Regions from separate parts of the Homo sapiens genome. Here region 2 is linked to region 1. Evidence: read pairs that join two places in POLR2A ChIA-PET (ENCODE). Cell type or tissue: CD4-positive, alpha-beta T cell. All regions are shown on one strand. Each heading gives the region's core, and the rest is flanking DNA. Links, peaks and the distances in the headings are about the cores only. Region 1 holds the start of FAM66C (family with sequence similarity 66 member C). Region 2 holds the start of CLEC4A (C-type lectin domain family 4 member A).

Evidence for each region. ChIA-PET counts read pairs that join two places held together with the same protein. Peaks named below come from ENCODE experiments on the same cell type or tissue, not always from the same donor. Only the 100,000 strongest peaks of a DNase experiment are listed, where the experiment ranks them.
Region 2: POLR2A ChIA-PET joins it to region 1 with 6 read pairs; 1 of 35 experiments calls an interaction of 5 or more read pairs at or near these places.

The regions. Positions count from the first base shown.
Region 1 is chr12:8,173,599-8,186,176 of GRCh38, forward strand. It overlaps ZNF705A (zinc finger protein 705A), which reads left to right. Exons shown (of 6, transcript NM_001004328.3): 3 at 728-854; 4 at 1,630-1,725; 5 at 2,262-2,344; 6 at 3,401-6,448. The coding sequence ends at 3,985. It overlaps FAM66C (family with sequence similarity 66 member C), which reads left to right and starts at 6,611. Exons shown (of 8, transcript NR_026788.1): 1 at 6,611-7,154. RefSeq lists enhancers at 6,650-6,779, 6,975-7,474 and a silencer at 6,930-7,049. In CD4-positive, alpha-beta T cell, for the core only: a CTCF peak has its summit at 6,537 (motif pointing left); a DNase peak (open chromatin) is centred at 6,743; H3K4me3 peaks cover 727 bases; H3K27ac peaks cover 265 bases.
Region 2 is chr12:8,121,433-8,134,010 of GRCh38, forward strand. It overlaps CLEC4A (C-type lectin domain family 4 member A), which reads left to right and starts at 2,185. Exons shown (of 6, transcript NM_016184.4): 1 at 2,185-2,528; 2 at 4,129-4,245; 3 at 7,832-7,930. The coding sequence starts at 2,447. It also overlaps the pseudogene POU5F1P3. RefSeq lists enhancers at 2,055-2,104, 12,253-12,578. In CD4-positive, alpha-beta T cell, for the core only: no CTCF peak of the experiment used is centred there; a DNase peak (open chromatin) is centred at 5,889; H3K4me3 peaks cover 719 bases.

The sequences.
Region 1 (12,578 bases), core at 2,324-10,323:
GTCTTGTCTTGTGCTGCTAGACTGTCTTTAAGCCTTGTCATGAACACCTGAATTATATAACGTTAAAGAGACTATATGTATGAATTGAATCCTATATTCTGCATAAAGCTTTTTCAGTTCTGAAGAATGCTGGAGTCTGGTTCATTACTTTCTAACTTTTTAATGAATAAGGGATCAATGACTTATATTTAATAAATATTTGCTAGATAGGAAACACGTTTTCTATTAGTCCATTAGATTATTCAAAACACATCATAGGTCTCTTAACCATTTGATTGGTGAGAAACCTGTGGTTCATTAGAGAAATAGTTTATTTCATCACAGTCATGTTTAAAAAGTAGTAAATCATGGTTATTTGCCTTGTGACAAATCCGTAATTTACTTGAAATTCATGGTAAATTTCATTTTATTTATGAATGTTCAAGTGAAAATTTTATAATCAGTTATGTAGAGGTGATTAACACATTACTGAAAAATATCTGGGTTATATTATGCCACACCTCACGCGATATTTCTTTATAGTAAAGTTTAATGGATTCAGAGTGGGTATATCTCTGTGAGTGAATCTGAAAGGCAGATACCAGCTTAGTACTGAGAATGAACTGGCTGGAACCCAAAACACTGAGTATTCTGCATACCCAGCTCCTAGCTATGTCATCTCAGCCTTCCTCTTCCGGACATTGAAAGGGATTTCTCTGTCTAAACTAAAATGTCTGTGATGTTTTAGAAGAAAGTGACTTTTGAAGATGTAGCTATTGACTTCACCCAGGAAGAGTGGGCCATGATGGACACATCCAAGAGAAAGCTGTACAGAGATGTGATGCTGGAAAATATCAGTCACCTGGTGTCCCTCGGTGAGTCCCTCAACATTCACGTACATATGTAGACACACATTCGCTCATTCATTCAATAAGTGTTAGAACAGCTTCCCCATATCTCACTCTAATCTCTTCTCTGCTTCTCTCACAGATCTCATCTGAAAAAAGTTTGAACTTTCTAAATCTATCTGAAATAAATATCTTTCTTTTTATTTTATTTTATTTAGTTTGTCACTCAATTAGAATGTAGTCTTGACAAGGATTTCATGGTTTCTTTGGTACTCAGTCTCTAATACTCATAACAGACCTGGGAACTTAACGAATATTTTCAATGTATTAAATTAAATATTTTCTAAATAACTCTTCTGCTTTAGTCTATGCTTAGGCTGAGACCAATTAGTGAAAACAATAGCAATATCTTTTCCATATAGAACACCAATTATTTTTGTAAATCGAATTTTTTTTTGTTCTGTGTGAGAATAATAATAAACACACTGTGCAGAGATTTAATTACTCTCTTTCTGAAAAGATTGTGTATTATGCATTGTGTCTTGGAACTTAGGCATGGACTCAGCATTCATAGGTCCTGACTGTTTTGAATTTCCTTTTCCTGATGGCCCTTTTGTTTAGATTTATTTTCCAGTCTCATGTTGGGTCAGAAAAGTCCTGGGGAGTTTTCTGTGTTCTAGGTCTTGTGGCCTGAGCTGACCTTCACTGTTTTTATTCTTCCTTGATAGCCTGCCTTACACTTGGTGATAATGCACATTTATTGACAGTGAACTCAAAACACATGTATTCTTTCCACTAACAGGGTACCAGATAAGCAAATCCTATATAATTTTGCAGCTGGAGCAAGGAAAAGAGCTGTGGCGGGAAGGAAGAGAATTTCTTCAAGACCAGAATCCAGGTAAGCAACAGGGTCCTGTGCTCTAATAGGAGGAGGTGCTTTGTCAATGAATAATATCAGTTGAATATTAATTAGTGGTTTTATTAAATGAGTGATAATTTCTAAAATGTAGGTTAGGCTACTGGAGCAGAATTCCTTAGATGTTATTGTCATTTTGTTCATGTGTCAGATGCTACTCTTGTGTCCTCTTTTTTTACTTTTCTTTCACTTTTAGGAAAAGGATAATTCATGTACTTGGCTGGGGTTAAACTTTCATATGCTGACTCTTTCCCTGATACCCCTGTGAAGACTATCCCTCTATTTACCTGCCTGATATCTCATCTCCATTTTAACTCTTTTCACATTTTAATTTTAAAAATCTTTTCTAATTGCCGACACTGTACAATCTATTTCTTCTATTCAAGTAGTTTCTTCATTTGACACACTTGCCACATCTAAGTGTCAACTTTTGAAAAAAAGTAAATGGGCCTTGGGGCTTTTCAAACAATTTTATTACCATAATACCAATGTAACAATTTATTTTTCAATTATTTCAGACAGGGAAAGTGCCCTTAAGAAAAAACACATGATATCCATGCATCCTATCACCAGAAAAGACGCATCCACCAGTATGACAATGGTAAGTTTTATAGCTGTGTACACCAGTCATCTAAGTTAAAGACATGGTAATGGGTTAAGTTAGTAATGAAGCACAATCACCTGAGTGTAATTAGGCTGGCATTAAGTGCTTTCTAAGCAAAAAAAAATTGAATACTTTGAATTTAGTGAATACATTGAACTGTGTTCTAAACCATAACATGAGATCTCTAAAATAGAACAAGTGCATATACATTGCTCATGCCCAGACATTGAAAGATATTGATATCATCACAATTATGCAATAACTCTGCAGTTGAGATCTTACAGAAGAGAACATATCTGTGTCTGCAGGAGATAATGTGTATGCAAATGTCAATCGAGAAAAATGACAAGACAAGTCTCAATCATTTTAGGAGATTTATTTGCCAAAGTTAAGGACATGCACCCAGGGGACAGGTGTATGCCTTTCTCCAAAGAAGATTTTGAAGGCTCCAAATTTAAAGGGGAAAGGGTGGGATATTGAGAAGTACACAATTTTCATGTAAAAGGTAGGTAGAAAAAATAGTCATTCATGCATTTTTCTGGCTCAGTGAATCTGGATTTTTTCACATAAGATGACATAAACAAATGAGGCAGAGGAATAATGCAGGAAAGCTGCATTTTACATAAGACAACATAGGCAAAATTGGGCAGGGAAACAATCAGATATGCATTTGTGTCTGGTGAACTGGGGATGACTGCACCTGTAAAGACAAGTTATCAGTTTGCATTGCCATGGTGTAATTTTAACAGCTCATGAGGAATTTCCTTGTGGGCAAAATATGGGGGAGGCGTGTAGCTTTTCATCTTGTAGCCGTATTATTTAGGAACCAGAAGGGGGAGGCAGGTTTCTGTGACCCAGTTCCCAGCTTGATTTTTCCATTTGGTTAAATGAGTTTGGGGTCCCAAAATTTAATTTCCTTTCACACAAGAAACATTGGAAAGCTTTCAACTGGGGTCTACCACTGAATGTTTGGTCTAGGATTCAAAGGTAGTGAAATGAATGTATAGATATATGTGGGTAAACCATTAAGAGCTTTTAATCTTTGTCCCAAAGGAGAACTCTCTCATTCTGGAGGATCCTTTTGAATGTAATGATTCGGGAGAAGATTGCACTCACAGTTCCACAATAACTCAGCGTTTGTTAACTCACAGTGGAAAGAAACCCTATGTCAGCAAACAGTGTGGAAAATCTCTTCGTAATCTTTTCTCCCCTAAACCACATAAACAAATTCATACTAAAGGTAAATCATATCAATGTAATCTATGTGAAAAGGCCTATACTAATTGCTTTCGCCTTAGACGGCACAAGATGACTCACACTGGAGAGAGGCCATATGCATGTCATCTATGTGGAAAAGCCTTCACTCAGTGTTCTCACCTTAGAAGACATGAGAAAACTCACACGGGAGAGAGACCATATAAGTGTCATCAATGTGGGAAAGCCTTTATTCAATCCTTTAACCTTCGAAGACATGAGAGAACTCACCTTGGAAAAAAGTGTTATGAATGTGATAAAAGTGGGAAAGCCTTTAGTCAAAGCTCTGGCTTTAGAGGAAACAAAATAATTCACACTGGAGAGAAACCACATGCTTGTCTTCTATGTGGGAAGGCCTTCAGTCTGTCTTCCGACCTTAGATGACATGAGAGAACATGCACTGGAGAAAAGCCATATGAATGCCATTTATGTGGGAAAGCCTTCAGTCAATGTACTAGTCTTAAATAGCATCAGAAAATTCACGCTGGAGAGAAAATTATAAACTTCTTCAGAACATATTCTGACTTTAGATGACACTGTGTTAGGAATGACGAAGGTAAGGAATGTGGAAGAGACTTCAGCTGTAGTTGTAGCATCTAAACATGCCAAAGGACTCATATTTTGAAGAAATACTGGAATCAACATGGAAGATACTTCAGTTACCTTTATTCTTCAGTCCACATCAATAAATTCATATGGAAGAGAAATTGTATGACATGTATGTACCAAAGACTTGTTAGTGATCTGAGCATAAATGACATGAGAGAGCTGAAACTGTCAACATAGTCAACTAAAAGTCTTCAGCAACAGCTTTAACTTAAAACATGTGGGACTTTCAGGTAGAGAATCTCTAACTCTGCATTCAGTGTGAAAATATTTTTATTTGCAATTTATTGTCAAATAACATGAGAAAACTTTACTTGGATGAACCCTTTATTTGTATTTTCTGTGAATAAACATTCAGCCAAGCACCAGGCTTGATGTTCACAAGAAAACAGAGTGATAAAATGCTGCTAAAATGGAAAATAAGAGAGGAAAGCCTTCATAAGCTAAATAAGAAGGGAAAGTCTTTCCAAGGGCAATGAATTCTCTTGGAATACCAAATACTTCTTACTGGAGAAGTTATGCAATGAAAAATCATGAGAAATCCTTTCTTCATAGAGCAACACTTGTGGCACATGTGAGATTTCACACTGGACAAAACATGGTTAGCATCCTGAAAGGAGAAAATTCTTTAGTGGTAATTCATTTCTTAGTTGACATTAAGTTTCTCACATTGAGGAGCTATCAAACTTGAAAATCACTGTGGAGAAACCTGATAGATTTCTCATCAGAAAAGTGAGTCAAGAAGGTGGACCTCTAGAAAAAACTCTTAACACATACTTTAGCAAAATAATTCAGAAATTTGAGAAAATATCTATTCATAAAAATGTGGCATATAAATGCATAATAGTAAAGTGACCAGGGAATAAATTGAATGCAGAATTATATAAGAAATCTCATTAAACTTTTCCAAAAGATCAATACTTACAAATATTGAAAGAATACAATCTGTTGTTGAAAAAACTTAGTATGTTGGCGAAGCCCTTGTTTCATTTATGCAGCCCTAACAAATCGATTTGCATCTGCACTCCTTGGGTGAGATTCTTGGTCGAGATTCTACCCCAACTTCTGAGTCTCCCCAGTCTTTAACAGCTCTTTCCTCACAGCTCACCTCCCTTTACTTCAACGTCCACTAAAACCACTTGTTTCCATCCAACCCTCGAGTTGACACACCAGGGATCTTCAGCCCCACTTGCTAGATTTCTCAGTGTGTCATTGCATAGATTTAGCAGGGAAATGGAGGCTGTATCAAAGACCCCTAGTATATGCATTTGGGTGTCCGCAGCCCTTGCCTCTGTCTCTGAGCAGTTACCTGGGATCAGAGAATAAGGCAGCTCTTCTCTTCTATCCCTCAGAAGGCTCTTGAAATTTTGTCCCTGGAGCCTCTCTAACTGGAAGTAGCAGTTCATCTCATGACACCCCACATTTTATTCAGGTGAGTCCTGAGTTATTACACAGAGACAGACACAGCTGTGCTCCTTTTACTGCAGTCCAGAAGATAAAACACCAGCATGATAAAACAGCCGAACCTGTCAGCCACCTTGCAAGCCTTTCCTATATTCGATTCAATGTACTTTTCCCGAAGCAAAATGAAAGTTCTCACAGAGGGGCCCTCCTCTGCCTTGTCCTCAGAATTGGAAAATGTATTGTCCGTGAAGGAGCCTCAGTACTGAACCTAAAACTCAAGAGAAAATGTTTCCTGAATATCAAGTGGGATGACTTGAAATTTTGCCAAACAGGCACAATCTTAATACGATCGGCCTTACTAAGGCTAAATGGCCTTATCCGTGGTTGAAGTTGACAAATCAATATATTAAAAAATCTCCACAAGTGATTGATTTTACTCTGCAGCCAGGGTTTATGTCAAGTGTGAGGATAATGAGCAAGAAATTCAAGCCCTTGGCAAACTGGTTGGAGAGGCAAGGACTGTGTCCAGGCAGAGCTCATATCATTATTTATTGTTTAATCTATTTAATTAAATATGTAATTTACCCACAAACTGTGGCTGACATTATATGTACTCCTGAGCCACATTGAGATGTACTATTTGTGCTATGAAATTCTATGGGATTTGACAAATGCATGGTGGCAGATCTCCAGCCATTATTAAAGCGTAACACAGAATGCTTCTCTTATTCAAGCTCATCTTCCCTCCACATAGAGGGAATCAATCGACTTTTGTATACTGATTTTTGAATTTGCTTCTTTATTTCCATCTTCTTCAATTAAAGCACAAGATATCGTACTCAATTTCCATTTGATCTTCCAAAAGAAAAGTACTGAATAATCTACCCCTGAATTTCAGTGATTCAGACTCAGGTCCACCGCTAAGGCCAAACGTCCTGTGCTGCCACCTCATGGCAGGCAGAGGGCAATGAAACTCATCTTTCCGGCCATGCAGGGCGCATGCGCGGTCTGCCTCCCGCGGCGGGCCGGGTCTCCAGGGAGGACCTGAGTTTTTCTTCACCCATGGTCAGGGAGGCGCCATCGCCCTGGCTTTGGGGCTGGGGCCTCCGGGGAGGTTCCGGTAGGGGCGTTGGAGAGGCCGCTCTTTTTGCAAGGCCCGAGATGGCGGGCCCTGCGCAGGCCGCCCTATTCCGCGCCCTCAGGGCGTCAGTATCCGCCTGAGGCCGGATACCCACTCTGGGCTCGGATACCCGCGCTGGGCCCGGAGCATCCTCGGCGCTGCCCTCCCAGAGCCCCGCAGAGGCTGAGGTGGCGCGGGGGCGGCCCCGGCTCCGCGAGAAGAGGCGGCAGCGAGGGCTGGAGGACCCGGGCTACGGGGCTCCGGGGCGTCTGGCCTGGGTGGGACTGAGCCCATCCAGGGACTGGGACTCCGGGGTTCTGGTGTAGGTGGATCCCGGGCAGGCTCAGGACCAAGACCCTCTCCTTCCACCAAGGAGCGCCCAGAGGCCGGCGGGAGCTCCAGGTTCACCTCCTCCTCCTCCAGGTGTTTACTTTTCCTTTATTTCTGTGAGGCCAGAAATTGTCGCCATCCTTCACATCGGTGAATCGGGACCCTAACACTCATTACCTCAGGTTTATTGTTATTGCCATTAACAGTGTTGGTGGCATTATCACTAAGATCATCATTGTTGTTATTATTGTCATTTATGATTATTAGCAGGTGTGTTCATTTTGTCTCACTATGCATTTTTTTTTTTTTTGGGGGGGATTGGTTTTGTATGACGTTGAATTGAGCTTCTTTAATCTTGACCAGTGCTGTCAGATTTCTGAAGAGCATTCCGGAGGACAACTCCTGTCTTTCAGCACAGCCACAGAATTTCGTGGGCACAGGAGAGCACTTAGAATATTCCCCTTTCATTGCACAGCAGCTTTGGGAAATAGTGGCTGCCTGGCTCTGAGATGAGGTAGAAAAGACTGGATACTGGGGCAAGTGTTAGCACCTCCACTGGTGTTTTTATGAAGCTAAGCGCACTGTCTCCCACGTAGACTTAGAATACAATCTGATGGCTCTAAAGGGCCATGGCTGCCCTTCCTGGGACTTCCTGGGAACCTTTAAACCTTCTGTGGTTCCTGGAGTAGGTAGGTTGCCAAGTCTGTGCCTCATATGGTAGCACCAGTCTTTTCTGGGCCAACAAGGACACTTAGAATGTTTCCAGAAGCTCAGGCATGCTGTCTCTGTTCCTCCCTTCTGTTCAATGGCAATTCACTGGGTCCCTGGCTGACATAGAACATCCTGCAGAAGGTTGGGCTTGGGTGACTTCCTGGCCAGCCTTCCCAGGCAGTCATCTTTGAAAAACTTGAAGAGACTCACAGAGGCCATTCACTGGTATTTCATGACTGCAAGTGGGGTTTCTGGATCCTTGAGTTTACTTAGAATATTTGAATGGCTCTGGATGGCCAAGAAACCCTCCCTGGTCTTAGAAGCTGCCAAAAGCTATTACTGGGCCTCTGAAGAGACTTTTAAATTTTTCCAAGTACATTTGGGCATAGGAAACTTTTCCAGGTCTAGCTGAGCCAGCTCAGGTCGAGTCCTGAAAAACTGGTGGGTATTGGGGGATCTCATCTTACGAAAGAGCAATTGGTGGCAAAGCTGGGTCTCCAGGACAGCTGTGTATGTATATGTCTGTAGAACATGCCTTGTTGGACATCTTTGGTAACTGAACACCATTTGTGAATGGATAAACTATATTCATTGCTGTACAATAATGAAAAATCCATATTAACAATGGCAGTAATAAAAATATTGATGGCTATTAACAGGAATAATGATCATCATGATACTAGTACTAATGGTTTTAATACTGATAATAATACTAACCCTATGGACTTGGGACATATAAGTTTTCCATAAGTGGATAATAGGCATAAATATTTGGCTGTGTAGGGTTATTTCAAGTCCCAAAAGCAAGGATGAACATCTAGAACGAGAAGAAAAACAATCTGGAGGTTAGTATGTGCACACCTGTGGACTCCTGTGTTAACTTCTGGTGTTTCAGCCTAAGAGGGAATGTTAATATAACCCTGGTCCTAGAACACCATGCTGACCAACACCTACCAGCTTTCAGGAGATAAGACAGCTGGCTGATGGGGCAGGGATCCAGAGAAGGCACGGGTCCACACCTGCACATGTTGCCCAGTGGCAGAGTTCATGACAAGCAATAAGCCCCAGGACAATGTCATTCCCAGCTACCTGGCTGTCATCTGCTCTTTCATGGCCCCTCTCTACTGGTACCTCTAGGCACTGGCATGTCCTCCAGAGGCTGCAGGAGGGCATGATACTCAGTACTCTCCCAACTGCAGGAGGGAAGAAAGATGGAAACAGCTAAATACCATGGCTTCTGGATTTTTTTTGCTGGGCATGGCATATTTTGCATTTGCTTTAATAATGCTGGAACCCAGTCAGTGGCTTGCAATACAGATCTAGATGACTCTGGACACCTGTAGAGATTTTGACAATTTCCAGAAGGTCACAAGTTCTTGGAGGACTTTTTCATGAGTTCTTCGACTGAAAAGGTGGTTCAAAGAGCTTCTATACTGACTTAGAAAATGTTGCAGAGGCCAGGTGCGGTGGCTTATGCCTGTAATCCCAGCACTTTGGGAGGCCAAGGCAGGCGGATCATGAGGTCAGGAGTTTGAGACCAGTCTGACTAACATGGTGAAACCCCCTCTCTACTAAAAATACAAAAATTAGCCGGGCATGGTGACACACACCTGTAATCCCAGCTACTCAGGAGGCTGAGGCAGGAGAATCGCTTGAACCTGGGAATCGGAGGTTGCAGCGAGCCAAGATCAGGATTCCAGCCTGAGCGACGGAGCGAGACTCTATCTCAAAAAATAAATAAATAAATAAATAAATAAATTAATTAATTAATTAATTAAATAAAAAGGAAGAAAAAAGAAAAGTTACAGACACTCTGGTGAACAGATAGGCCCTCTCCTGCCACTCCAGGTAAAAGTTTCTTGGCCACAAACCTGATTTAGCAATATCCCTTCATCTTAGGTAGGTAACAGAAAGCCATTCATGACCTATCCAAGCATGGAGAGGGGATTTGACTTAGAAAAGTTAGGTGGACTAGTTGGTGAAAGAAAGTGCATTCTGGCTCTCCCTCTCCCTCTCCCTCTCCCTCTCCCTCTCCCTCTCCCCATGGTCTCCCTCTCCCTCTCTCCACGGTCTCCCTCTGATGCCGAGCTGAAGCTGGACGGTACTGCTGCCTGATTCTCCTGCCTCAGCCTGCCGACTGCCTGCGATTGCAGGCGCGCGCCGCCACGCCTGACTGGTTCTCGTATTTTTTTGGTGGAGACGGGGTTTCGCTGTGTTGGCCGGGCTTGTCTCCAGCTCCTAACCGTGAGTGATCCGCCAGCCTCGGCATCCTGAGGTGCTGGGATTGCAGACGGAGTCTCGTTCACTCCGTGCTCAATGGTGCCCAGGCTGGAGTGCAGTGGCGTGATCTCGGCTCGCTACAACCTACACCTCCCAGCAGCCTGCCTTGGCCTCCCAAAGTGCCGAGATTGCAGCCTCTGCCCGGCCGCCACCCCGTCTGGGAAGTGAGGAGCGTCTCTGCCCAGCCGCCCATCGTCTGGGATGTGAGGAGCCCCTCTGCCTGGCTGCCCAGTCTGGAAAGTGAGGAGCGTCTCTGCCCAGCCGCCATCCCATCTAGGAAGTGAGGAGCACCTCTTCCTGGCCGCCATCCCATCTGGGAAGTGAGGAGCGTCTCTGCCCGGCCGCCCGTCGTCTGAGATGTGGGGAGCACCTCTGCCCTGCCACCCCGTCCGGGATGTGAGGAGCGTCTCTGCCCGGCCGCCCCATCTGAGAAGTGAGGAGCCCCTCCGCCCAGCAGCCACCCCGTCTGGGAAGTGAGGAGCGTCTCTGCCCGGCAGCCACCTCGTCCGGCAGGGAGGTGGGGGGGTCAGCCCCCTGCCCGGCCAGCCGCCCCATCTGGGAGGGAGGTGGGGGGATCAGCCCCCCGCCCGGCCAGCCGCCCCGTCCAGGAGGTGAGGGGCGCCTCTGCCCGGCCGCCCCTACTGGGAAGTGAGGAGCCCCTCTGCCCGGCCAGCCGCTCCATCCAGGAGGGAGGTGGGGGGGGTCAGCCCCCCACCTGGCCAGCCGCCCCTTCCGGGAGGTGAGGGGCGCCTCTGCCCGGCCGCCCCTACTGGGAAGTGAGGAGCCCCTCTGCCCGGCCAGCCACCCCGCTCGGGAGGGAGGTGGGGGGGTCAGCCCCCGGCCCGGCCAGCCGCCCCGTCCGGGAGGTGAGGGGCGCCTCTGCCCGGCCGCCCCTACTGGGAAGTGAGGAGCCCCTCTGCCCGGCCAGCCGCCCCGTCCAGGAGGGAGGTGGGGGGGTCAGCCCCCCGCCCGGCCAGCCGCCCCATCCAGGAAGTGAGGGGCGCCTCTGCCCGGCCACCCCTACTGGGAAGTGAGGAGTCCCTCTGCCCAGCCAGCCGGCCCGTCCAGGAGGGAGGTGGGGGGGTCAGCCCCCTGCCCAGCCAGCCGCCCCGTCCGGGAGGTGAGGGGCGCCTCTGCCCGGCTGCCCCTACTGGGAAGTGAGGAGCCCCTCTGCCTGGCCACCACCCCGTCTGGGAGGTGTACCCAACAGCTCATTGAGAACGGGCCATGATGACAATGGCGGTTTTGTGGAATAGAAAGGGGGGAAGGGTGGGGAAAAGATTGAGAAATCGGATGGTTGCCGTGTCTGTGTAGAAAGAGGTAGACGTGGGAGACTTTTCATTTTGTTCTGTACTAAGAAAAATTCTTCTGCCTTGGGAACCTGTTGATCTGTGACCTTATCCCCAACCCTGTGCTCTCTGAAACATGTGCTGTATCCACTCAGGGTTGAATGGATTAAGGGCGGTGCAAGATGTGCTTTGTTAAACAGATGCTTGAAGGCAGCATGCTCCTTAAGAGTCATCACCACTCCCTAATCTCAAGTACCCAGGGACACAAACACTGCAGAAGGCCGCAGGGTCCTCTGCCTAGGAAAACCAGAGACCTTTGTTCACTTGTTTATCTGCTGACCTTCCCTCCACTATTGTCCTGTGACCCTGCCAAATCCCCCTCTGCGAGAAACACCCAAGAATGATCAATTAAAAAAAAAAAAAAAAAAAAAAAACATTAAAAAAAAAAAAAAGTGCATTCTGGGGCTCACAGGCCTACACATAGAGTTGCTATCACATAAAGCATATGTATGAATTCTTTCTGAGCCCATGGCAAGATGAGGGTGCACTTCATCAGTCTCCTATGCTGGTATGAATAGGTACTTGCCTGAAAAATAAAAGAATAATTCAGGAAGCCCATTCTTCTACAGGACACCAGGCAGTACAGTAGGAGTCCTGGGGTTGCTGTGGTATTTATGTTTTAAGGTTGTCTTTTAATCATCTTCAGCAAATTCAACAGTCTTCAGGAACATAAAAAAATTATTCAACATTGCATAAAAACTACCACAAATATATCCATGATAAAGAACTGTACCAATATAATAATAACATTAATAACAATCATAATGGTGATGATATAAATGTCAATTTAATGAAGAGAGTAATAAAAAAGCAGATATTTAAGAAATATTCCTGTAAGCCTGTGGCAATATTCCCATACGAGCCCTCATGTTATTGATTAGATGGAGAAGCTTAGGGCTACATCTTGAAATATATTCTGTGATGGCAAAGAAGAGTGGCAGTAGGGAGAATAATTCTGAGCCACATGAGAGCATGGGCAAAAGTGGAGATACCTGTGCCATGTGGAAATACATTACAAATGGACTATGGCAAAGGGTCTGGCCAGAGTCTTGCCTGACACAGGTCGTACAAAAGCCTTCAGTAGTTCACCCCAAGAAATAGCTGGTCCAGGCTGTAGATGAGAGGCACTGGGCAGACAGATCCACACCTGCCTCCTGAGTCTCAGAAGTCTGGTGTG
Region 2 (12,578 bases), core at 1,616-9,615, 53 kb before region 1:
CTAAATAAAGCAGTAGCAAGATAGGTGTCTATGGTGAGGTGGCTGGGAGAGCAGCAGTGGCCTGGCACAGGGGGAGAGCTTTAGCAGGGTGAGAAGGGTGACTATGCAGGGTATTGGCTTGACAGTGGTTCTGGAGCCCAAGCAGAGTGAGAAGAACATCCCTTAGGGGTGGGAAAGTGTCCTGGCATGGGGAACCAGAGCGAGGAGATGTCCACTCCTGGCAATGGCCCAGTGCAGGGTGTCAGAGGATAAGATTGAGGAGGGTGTCCATAGTAGGGGTAGCCTGATGTGAGAGGTCAGAGTCTGAGAGGTAAAGAAGGCATCTATGTGGTGGGATAGTCAGGTGCAGTGAGTTGGAGTGCAAGCAGGGTGAGGAGGGCATCCATGTATGAGGTTACCTTCTATAGGGAGTCAGAGTCGCAAATGGCTGAGCAGAGTACTCTAGGGCCAGCCTGGTATGTATGTCAGCATGTGGGAGAGGTGAGGAGGGCACCCATGCCTAGTGTTGGCCCAGTTGGGGTTGGGACTCAGCACTTAAGCAGGATGAGGAGAGAGAGCATCCTTGCAGAGGGTAGACCTGGTGTGGTTTCAGAGACCAAGCATGATAAGGAGGGTGTCCATGTGGTGGGGTAGCCCAGTGAGGGAACTCAGATCCTAAGTAGGGTAAGATGGACATTATTGCTGGGGGATGGAGGACCTGCATGGAGTGTCAGAGCCCAAGCAGGATGAAGAAAGCTTCTATGCAGAGGGAGGACTTGGTGTGGGTTTCAGAAACTTAGCAGGATAAGGAGGTGGTCCATGTGGTAGGATAGCCCGGTGAGGAAATCAGACCCCTCCAGGGTGAGGAGGGCTTCCACCCATAGGGTGACCTTGTGTGGAGCATTAGAACCTAAGGGGGTCTAAGTGGTGACTAGGGGACCAGCATCAGGAATCAGAGTGCAAGCAGAGTGAGGAGGGCTTTCCTGCAGAGGAATGGCCTAGCACAGGGAGTCAGAGCCTTGGCAGGGTGAGGGGGATGTTTGTTGGGGGATGTTCATGGGGGTGGGGAGTGGGCTGGCCCTTTGCCGGCACTCTCAGAGTGAGGAGGGAGGGCATCCGCGCAGGGGATGGTGGCTTGGACTGGGGAGTCAGAGCCCAACTAGGAAGAGAGGGACATCTTAGCAGGTGGGAGATTGACGACATCCAGGAGATTGATCAAATAAGGAATAAGTGAAAGACAATGAAAGCAGGTTTCTTAGTGTCACAGAAAGGAGTTAGGAATGTGGGAAGGGAGAAAACTAGAATGAAACTTGTGGTGTTAGATTGGAATTAGAGGAATTAGTGTGAACTCATGGTGTTCAATATATTTAGATATAGAAATAATATAGAAATATAGACGTGTGTGTTTGTGTGTGTGTGCATGCATGTATGCATGTGTGTTATGCAGGAGAAGGAATCAGCTGGGGGAGATTAAAAGGAGGATCATTTGCGGAGAGTTGAGGGCAGAGAATCCAGGTGTGAGCTGGGAGCATGTCTATGGAGAGATTCCACATGAAGGATTTAATATTTGGAGTGTTTTCTTCTAGGCCTTTGGAAAAAGTCATATTTAGTACTTTGTTTAAGTTTATCCCCTTCTATACTGTGATTCTATATAATTCTCCTAACTGTTAAAAAATAGTCATATATATTGGAGGTGATGTGGCGATTAAAAGGTTAGGGAAGCATGGAATAAAGGCTGGCCTTCCCTCTCCTCCAACATCCAGTAAAGGGAGCTGCTTTCTGGAGATTCTAGCAAGATGAATGCAGACTTTTGATAGAGTTAGTTACCAACAAGGAAACACAGAGAGCATGGAGGAACAGCTTCAGAAGACATGGGGTTTAAACTTTGCCATCCCCACCATGCTACAGGAAACTAATTCGTGAAGGTGGGGAGGCTGATATGTGAGTTTTGTGTCAATGATACTCTTAGAATGTGGTACTAACAAGTTGCCTGATCAGTCAAAATTGATGAGATGAATGCAACATAAGTCTATGTTCAGGATGTTTGGTCAAAAGTAATTACATTTGTGTGTGGAAGCACAGAAATTGTATTTTTTACTGGTGAAAAACGCAGTTCTCCAGAAAGACTCTAAGTGCTTGGTTCTTCTTTTATTTTTCTTCCTCTTTCCGCAACCCTTTGAGTTCCCACTTTTATTGCATTTGCTTGCATTTGTTTCAAGGCTGTGATTCTCACTATACTGGTCCTGAGGAAAGGGCTTCTGTGAACTGCGGTTTTTAGTTTTTATTGTGGTTCTTAGTTCTCATGAGACCCCTCTTGAGGATATGTGCCTATCTGGTGCCTCTGCTCTCCACTAGTTGAGTGAAAGGAAGGAGGTAATTTACCACCATGTTTGGTTCCTGTTTATAAGATGTTTTAAGAAAGATCTGAAACAGATTTTCTGAAGAAAGCAGAAGCTCTCTTCCCATTATGACTTCGGAAATCACTTATGCTGAAGTGAGGTTCAAAAATGAATTCAAGTCCTCAGGCATCAACACAGCCTCTTCTGCAGGTAAAGATCATTTTCTAGGGGTCAGAGTGAATGACGAGGTGAAGGATGAGGAGAGGGTTTATGAATAAGGCATAGGTGTTTTCAGTTGCTGGTTGTCTGATTGAGTATGTCTGGGAAACACAAGAGTCCCAGAAGATTGAGTGGCCTGCAGATACGCATTACGGGGTGTACATTTGTATTGTGGAGAAGAAAAGATTTTGTGCCACTCTCTTCAGCCTCCACTCTGCTTACTGAAACAGAGGTGAGAGAAATCCACTCCAGTTCTGAGCTAAGGCGAGTGCTCTGATGCCCCTGTGTTTTCTGAGGCTGAGTGGGGCTGGGGTTAAGAGATTGAGTACAGCTTCTGAAACCATCAATCCAGATGCAGGGGGTCCTGATGAATTTGTGAGATTTGTTTTTTGATCAGTTAGAGGGAAAGAGTTTGGGTGGACAGTGGTGAGGGTATATTTGTTGGTAATGGATGGAAATGTAACAAAAGGCCTTTGCAAATGAAAGACTAGAAAGTCTACAAAGAAAGTCTCTTAAATCTCCAGGAAACTTTTTCTGAAATCAGAGAACCTATTGCGTGTTGCATCTCTGAGACAGACTCTGTTACGTTTGGGAGTAGATGCAAGGTGATTTGGGTGTCATGTGTGATATCTCAAGTATAGAGCAAAAGAGAGAAAAGAATGTATATAGAGTACAAGAAACTATGGGGGAAGGGGTCAGGACTATAGTTACGCTTTCTAAAATACCTCTGTGAAGGTGTGGAGAGCACTTAGGGAAATTTTTTCTCCTTAAAAACTTTATATAATTTCTTTATTACACAAGTATTAATGTTCATTGTAGAAAAAATTAACCAGAGGTACACAGATATTTGAATTATAATTACTCTTATCATCTAGAGAAAATCATAATTTGCAATTTAGTGAATATCCTTCCACATACAAATACATATAATGTGCATATGTATTTTACTAAAAATGTAATCATATTATATAATACTGAATTTTTTTCCCCCATCATTTGACAAAATATCATAACTCGAAGAAAGTGATTCCTAACCATGAGATGGTAACTAAAAAGACTGACTTTATTCTAAACATGTGATGAGGAATGATTATAAAGATTTATTTGCTATAGCATTATTTAAAGTTGGAAACCATTATTTAAATATATGATGAAATACTATGCAACCATAATAAGGAGTGTTAAAGAAGAAAATATAATGGTATGAAAAATGTTCATGATATAGTGTAAAGGAAAATAATAGGTCAGAAATCAGTATTTATGGTATGTCAATCGTGGGAAAATTTGCATATGTGTATATATACATTCAAAAAATTGCTAGAAAGATATATACCAAAATATTATGGTATATTATAAGTTATATGGCATAACAGTTATCCTCAATTGTAGGAATTCGTACTTTTATGTATTTTTTAAAGTTTCTACAGTGAATATTATTATATCCTTTCTATTCCTATTCTCATGTGATTTCAAATGTCATACCGTTAGTAACTGTGTGTCATCCAAGAAAAGAGAGAGAAAGAGGAGGAGGAAGAAGAGGAAGTAAAGACCAAACTTATTACTGATAAAACTAATTTGGCTTCTTCTTCAGCTTCCAAGGAGAGGACTGCCCCTCACAAAAGTAATACCGGATTCCCCAAGCTGCTTTGTGCCTCACTGTTGATATTTTTCCTGCTATTGGCAATCTCATTCTTTATTGCTTTTGTCAGTAAGTATGCCAACTGAACCAATAAGCAATATCTGCTGTCCATGAACAGAGGGTATCCTTTAAAAACTGACTTTTGAAAATGAGCTTATCCAGAAATCTGAAATGAAATTTTCTCTGGGGAGACATAATTCATGGGAATCCACTGTGAATTTTGCTCTTTATTTGGATTTAGTTACTGTCCTGTAAAAATAATGGAATCCCTTCTCATTTAGAGAAACTGAAGCATAAATGTGGGTGTATGTATTTGTGTTGTAGAGTGAAATCTATGGGGCATCATCTCTATACTAGACACTATGTAAGTGAGGACAAATCTATGTTTCCTTGGTAGCATTTATCAGGCCAGTCTGATTTGAATGCACAGACATTTATGTTTTGGGATGAGCAGGTAGACAACAAGGAGATGGGAAGAAATATTTCAGGAAGAGTTCTCCACTGGCTTTTACTCTGATTATTCCTGCCCTGCTCAAGACTGTGTGGGATCTAAAAGTCAATTTTGCAAATTAGGTGGATTGCTGCGTATCTTTGGCTTTCAGCATTTGTTGAGTTTTATTCCCCCTGGTTCTGTCACCCAGGCTGGAGTGCATTGGTGCAATCTTGGCTCACTGCAACCTCCACCTCCCAGGTTCAAGCGATTCTCCCACCCCAGCCTCCCAAGTAGCTGGGATTACAGGTGTGCATCACTATGCTCAGCTAATTTTTTTTTTTTTTTTTTTTGTATTTTTAGTAGAGACAGGGTTTTCTCATGTTTCCTGGCCTTGTCCTGAACTCCTGGGCTCAAGCAGTCTGCCTACCTCAGCCTCCTAACGTGCTGGGATTACAGGCATGAGTCACTACGCCTGGCTCAAAATTTTTAAAAGGCATAAAAAGCAGTATACATTTAGGTAGATTCTTTATTAATTTCTTTGGTCATTTCATAAGTATTGTCCATCTACTGTATGTCAGGCACTGTGCCAGACAGAGAGTCAAGACAGAGCCACAGCCCCTGGTCTCAAGAAATTTAGAGAATGATAAAATGAACCAGTGGTTATAACATTGTATGGTAAGTGTTGTACAGTTAAGAAGTATAATAAGTGCAAGAGGCTGAGGTAGGCTTTCCGGAGGAGGTGACATCTAGAGCTGTGTGTACCAAGAATGACCTAGAGATATGAGAGAGCATGGAATTTGGGGAAACGTAAGTATGCATGACTGGAACATATGGTGCTAAGTAAAGAACTAAGAAATGAAGTTGTAGGTGGCAGAAAGAAACAGGACTCAGATCATGAAGACTGCTGTATATCATGATAAAGAGTTTGGATTTTTTCCCTCCTAAAGGTTATTTTATCAATTATCTTTTGCTGGTTAATAAGCCAATCTAAAACTTAGTGGATTAAAACAGCAACTATTTATTTAGCTCATAAATCTGTGTCTTGGCAATTGAGACTGGTGTCAGTTGGGAGATTTCCCCAGTCCTGGCTGAACTCACTCATGTATATGTGGTTGGGTACTGGCCACAGGCAACTTAGCTTCTGAGGAACAGGATGTTAGATGGAATGGCAGGAGAGATTTGGCCACGTTTCTCTTATCATTCATCAGGGTAGCCTGGGTTTGTTCACATGGCAACTGGCAGGCTTTTAAGACTGAGAGCGGAAGTAAGCAAGGCCTTTTGAAATCTCACCTTGGAACTAGCGCAGAGTTGCTCCTGCACATTCTATTGGCCAAAAGAAGTCTTACAGGCAGCCCAGATCCAGGCGGTGGAGAAATAGACCACATTTCTTGATTGAAGAAGCTGCAAAATCACATTGCAAAGCAGTGTAGATACAGGGTATGTTGAAAGTTGTGGCCATTTTTGCAATGTCACAGTCATAGAGAAAATTGAAGAATTTTAAGCAGGGAATTGATATAATTGGATTGGACTTATAGAAACATGATTTTTACAGAGGTGTGGAAAATGGATAAATGAGGACAAATTTGGAGGGAAAGAGAGGTTAGAAGGATAATTCATTAATTCAATTGAGAAATATTGTCAGACTGATCTATGGCTAGTGTTAGCGAAAAAAGAGAAGATGAAGTAATTTTGAATGATAAAGGAGGTAGAGGCTTGATGAATATTCAGTTCTGGGAAATAAGGGACCCAGAGAAGTAAAGTATGGCTCCAATATTCTGACTTTGTAAACTCAGAAATCATTAAGTTTTTCAAAGAGGTAGACAATATAGGATCAGTAGCAGGTTTGGGTTGGAAGATGGTGATTTAAGTTTTGGGCATGTTGAGTTTTATATGGCTGTGAGAACCTCAAATGGATGTGTCTACTGGGAGACACATTTGTCTGGATTTAGGGAGAGAGGTCTGAGCTTTGGAAGTCCTTCACATAGAGGTAGCAGGTGATGCCGTGGGAATATATGATATCACTCACGGAGATAACTTAGTATGAGAAAGACGGATAAGGATGGAACTCTGGGAAATGTTACATTTTAAAAGAGGTGGATGGAGGAAACGGAGCTCATCAAAGAGTGTAAGAAGCAGCAGCAAGAAAGGTAAGACAAAAACAACAAAGAGTAGTGTCCCAAGAGCTAAGGGGAAAGGCAACTGGGGTCAAGCCTTTAAGGAAGTCAAATAGGAAGAGGACTAAGTAACCCTAGGATATTACTGAGGATCCACTTTAGGGATGGTTTTAGTGAAATAGTGGAAGTAAAACCCAGACTATGATGGGTCAAGGAGCAAATGAAAGGTAGGGAGGAAAGACAAAAAGTTCAATTTCTTTTTTTTTTTTTTTTGAGATGGAGTCTTGCTCCGTCACCCAGGCTGGAGTGCAGTGGCGCAATCTCAGCTCACCGCAACCTCCGCCTCCCAGGTTCAAGCAATTCTCCTTCCTCAGCTTCCCGAGTAGCTGGGATTACAGGCACCTGCCGCTGCGCCCAGCTGATTTTTGTACTTTGAGTAGAGACGAGGTTTCACCATCTTGGCCAGGCTAGTCTCGAACTCCTGACCTGCCTCGACCTCCCAAAGTGCTGGGATTACAGGCGTGAGCCAATGTGCCCGGCCAAAAGTTCAGTTTCTAGAGGGAGAGGTGGGTTAGTTTTAAACTGGGAGAAACATGAGAGCGTTGGTGTGCTGAGGAGTAAGAGCCAGTTGGGATGGAGAGAGTAATGGAGAGAAGAGGAAGAAAATAATGCCCTCTTGATCCATGTGGGGTTCTTTTTAAAATTCTCCATTCTTCAAGGTAACCCAGAACTCCTCAGAATTAATTTGCCCCTCTCCCATCTGCTCCAAAGTCCCAGGGTGCGCACATCCTTAAATACAAGTGTTTATTGCCCTGCATCCCCCCACCCCCAAGAGTTAGCCTTTGCATGCATCTTATATTAAGTATTGAAGGAGAATGTGGAGTCCCTTTAGATCCATTATGATGGAACTGTTGTGTCCTCTTCCAACTACTGATCTTTCAGCTATTCCTAGAGATATCTATAGTTTCAGTATGGGAAATCTTTTCCCTCTACTCCAGTAATAGGGCATTTGTAAGTTTTATTTCAATAAAGAATGCAAGAAAGTAACGATAAAGAGCAAAGTCATAATGCTACCAGGAAAATAAATGGTCTTTATTCTCTTTTCCAGTTTTCTTTCAAAAATATTCTCAGCTTCTTGAAAAAAAGACTACAAAAGAGCTGGTTCATACAACATTGGAGTGTGTGAAAAAAAATATGCCCGTGGAAGGTAAAAATTAATGTGCCTAGAATTCAGTTGCTGAATGTACTATGTAAGGATCCCAAATCAATATTTCCAGTAAGATTCCCAGGTAGATCATACTGAAAAGTTGAGTCTCACAATAATTTAAGCTACAAATGTACAAATATCTAGGACATGCTGGGCATGGTGGCTCACACCTGTAATCCCAGCACTTTGGGAGGCTGAGGCGTGTGGATCACAAGGTCAACAGATCGAGACCATCCTAGCCAAAATGGTGAAACCCCGTCTCCACTAAAAGCACAAAAATTAGCTAGGCATGGTGGTACACACCTGTAATCCCAGCTACTCGGGAGGCTGAGGCAGGAGAGTCGCTTGAACCCGGGAGGCAGAGGTTGCAGTGAGCCGAGGTTGTGCCACTGCACTCCACCTGGCGACGGAGCAAGATTCCGCCTCAAAAAAACCCAAAAGACAAAAAAACAAATATATAGGACATAAAATTCTTTTGTTGTTGTTTTTTTGAGACAGGGTCTCACTTTGTTGCCCAGGCTAGAGTGCAGTAGTGCGAACATGGCTCACTACAGCCTCGACCTCCCGGGCTCAAGTGATCCTCCCATTTCTGCCTCCTGAGTAGCTGAGACTACAAGCACACGCCACTACACTCAGCTAATTTTTGTATTTTTTGTAGAGATGGAGTTTCACCATGTTGCCCAGGCTGATCTTGAACTCCTAAGCTTAAGTGATGTGGCTGTCTCAGCTTCTTGAAGGGCTGGGATTATAGGCGTGAGCCACGGTGCCTGGTCCTAAAATTCGTATATGTACTCATATATCTTTAATTTGTCTATGGAAAAAAATAGAAGCTTAATTGTGAAAAAGGTTACATTGCTTTTAGACTTCTTCGACCTTTGCTTCTTTCGGAACTTTCTATACACATTTGCTCTTTTTTTCACATATCAGTTAAAACCATGTGATGAAAATGTGATGATGATTTTTTTATGGATGTGAATTATTTAAATTATTTAAATTAATAGATTATTGTTATTATTATTATTATTTTTGAGATAGGATCTCACTCTGTTTTCCAGGCTGGAATTCAGTAGTGTGACCACAGCTCACAGTAGCCTTGATCTCCTGGGTTCCAAGTAATCCTCCACCTCAGCCTCCCAGTAGCTGGGATCAAAGGTGCCCACTACCACACTTGGCCAATTTTATTTTTATTTTTTGAATTTTTGTAGAGAGAAGGTCTTGCCATGTTGCCAGGCTGTTCTTGAATTCCTGGCTTCAAGCAATCCTCCCACCTCAGCCTCCCCGTGCTGGGATTACAGGAGTGAGCTACCATGCCCGGCCAATAGGTTATTTTTAAGAACAGTTTTATATTTACAGAAAAATTGAGCAGATAATGCAAAGAGATCTCATTTTTCCCTTGCTCTGCACACATGCTCTCCCCTATTGTTAACATCTTACATGAATATAGTATACTTCTTACAACTAATCAACTAATATTGGTATATTATTAATTAAAATTCACAATTTTCAGGTTTCCTTAGTGTTCACCTCATTTTCTTTTCTGTAATAGGATCCCCATCCAGAACACCACGTTACATTGAATTCTCATGTCTCTTTAGGCACGTCTTGGCTGTGGTAGTTTCTCAGATTTTCCTCATATTTGATGACCCTGACAGTTTTGAGCAATACTGGTCAGGTATATTATAGAATGTCCATCTATCAGAATTTGTCTGATGTTTTTCTAATAATTAGACTGGGATTATTGGTTTTTGGGAGGAAGATCACAGATGTAAAATGCTATTTTCATTACATCATATCAAGGGCATATATTATCAAAATGATTCTTGACTATTGATGTTGACCTTGATCACTTGGTTAAGGTAGTGTTTGTCAAGTTTCTCCACTGTGAAGTTACTCTTTCCCTCCCCACCCCTTTCCATACTACACTCTTTGGAAGGTTCAGTCCACACTTAAGGACTGGGGAGTTATGCTCTCCATTCATGAGGGTGGATTATGGTATCAGTCATGGTCAGCAGGCTGGAGACTCAGGAAGGAGTAAGAGTTGCAGTTTGAGTCCAAAGACCATCTGCTGCAGAACCTTGAAGAGCCAGTGCTGCAGATGAAGTGCAAAGGCAGTCCACTGAGTTTCCTCTTGCTCAGAGGAGGTCCCTCTTTTTGTTCCATTCAGATCTTCAATTGATTAGATGAAATCTACTTACATTATTGAGGGCAATCTGCTTTACTCAAAGTCCAGCAATTTAAATGTAAATCTCATCCAAAAGCATTTTCACAGAAACATCCAGAATGTTTGGCCAAATATCTGGGCACTGTGGCCTAGATAAGTTGACACATAAAATTAACCATCACAAGTATCTATATAATTTATTTGAAATTTTGTCCAGGTGATATTTGTCTCTTTTATTCCATTTATTTATTTATATAATCATTTAGTTATATCTGCATGTACTCATGGAGATATATATATCTATATATATATATATCTCTTCAACTTTTAAGTTCTGGGGTACATGTGCAGGATGTGCAGGTTTGTTTCATGGGTAAATGTGTGCTATGGTGGTTTGCTACATAGACCAACCCATCACCCAGGTATTAAGCCCAGCATCCATTAGCTGTTCTTCCTGATGCTCTCCCTCCCCGGCTTGCTCCCTCCACCACAGGCCCCAGTGTGTGTTGTTCCCCACTGTGTGTCCAACTCATGGATATTTATTTTAAATTTTGGTTTATAATCCAATACTGCTCTATTTTGTAGTTCCAGCTTTGGACATTGGGAACTTTTTCATTTGACTCCTGTGACCCTTTAACATATCACCACGTGTTTTTTCTTTTGTTTTGGTTTAGCACTTCCTCACTTTCTGGGACTGCAAAATGCTTGAGACTCACATTGTACATTTCATGTCCCTATCCTGGAATCAGATATTTCTTTGAGGAGCCCTAGTTCCTTTGATTGGAGAATAGTGTCCTATGAAATTTGATAATTTGTATTGTCATTTTCATTCAGTTCAATGTATTTTTAAAAATTTCCCTTTAGACATCTCCTTTGACTCGTGGATTATTTAAAAGTGTGTTGTTTAGTTTCAAGCGTATGGAGATTTTCCTGTGTTATTTCTTTTATTAATTTCTGGTTTCTTTTCACTGTGGTTGGAGAAAACGATATGATTTCAGCAATTTTAAATTAGTCGATGTTATTTAATGTCCCGAGATATGGTTTGTTTCAGCATATGTTCCAGAGGCACTGGAAAAGAATGGGTATTCTGTTGTTGGGTGGAGCGTTCTATAAATGTGGATTGGATCCTTGTAATTGATGATGTTTATAAGTTCTATGTTCTTGCTGATTTTCTGTGTAGTTCTGTCAATGGTTGAGAGAGAGGTGTTGATGTATCCACCTATAATTGTATATTTGTCAATTCCTCTTTCAATTGTATCAGTTTTGCTTTATACATTTTGCAGCTTTGTTTGGTGTATACACATTTGGGGTCACTTTACAAGGCTCTGTTTATTTTTTTTTCTGTCTAGTTTTTTTGTTTCTTTGTGGGTTTTTTTGTTTGTTTTTGTTTTTTTTTTGTTTTTGTTTTTCAGACGAAGTCTCGCTCTGTTGCCCAGGCTGGAGTGCAGTGGTGCGATCTCAGCTCACTGCAACCTCTGCCTCCTGGGTTCAAGCGATTCTCTTGCCTCAGCCTCCTGAGTAGCTGGGATTACAGGTGTGCGCCACCATGCCCTGCTAATTTTTGTATTTTTAGTAGATATGGGGTTTCACCATGTTGGTCAGGCTGGTCTCAAACTTCTCATCTCAGGTGATCCATCCACCTCGGCCTCCCAAAGTGCAGGGATTACAGGTGTGAGCCACCACGCCCAGCCTTTTTTTGGTATTTTTAGTAGAGACAGGGTTTCGCCATGTTGGCCAGGCTGGTCTAGAACTCCCGACCACAGGTGATCCGCCCGCCTCAGCCTCCTAAAGTGCTGGGTTTACAGGCGTGAGCCACTGTGCCCAGCCTTTTCTGTCTAGTTTGTTTCTGTTGCTCAGTTGACATTTTCTGTTGTTTTGTCTTCCAATTCACTAATCTCTCTATCCCCTTCATTCTGCTGAGTCCATCCACTGAGCTTTTTATTTTGGTTATTATATTATTCAATTATAAAATTTCCATTTTTTTTTTTTTTGTCTATCTACTGTGTTGAGGCTTCTTTATTTAAGAAAAAAGTGATACATGATGTGGGATTAAAATCAAGAACATCATTGAACTTCACCTTCCCTCCAACCAGTTGCCCCAAACTCCCCTGCCCCCACCCTTTGTGTTCCCAATTCCTTCCTTAGTGAATGAAGAACTTAATCCCAAAAGCCCTGGCACAAACTCCAGGTGCTCTTTCCCTAGCTCCTCCCCTCCCCCTGTCCCCCATTCCTAGAAGGGCAGGCACCTCAGTTTGAATGCATGGGAGAGCCCAGAGTGGTGACGGAGACAGGGGGAAAGGCTTCCCCCTCAGGGAAAGGGACCGAGGAGTACAGTGCAGTGAAGTGAGGGCTCCCATAGCCTGGGGTACCAAAATGGGGCCCTGGGGCCAGAGGAAAGGACACTGGTCCCCCTGAGAAAGGAGACCCAACAGCCTCAAAATCCTCTCGTTGTGCATAGCCACTGCTTGATCGCTTGCCCTTCTGGCG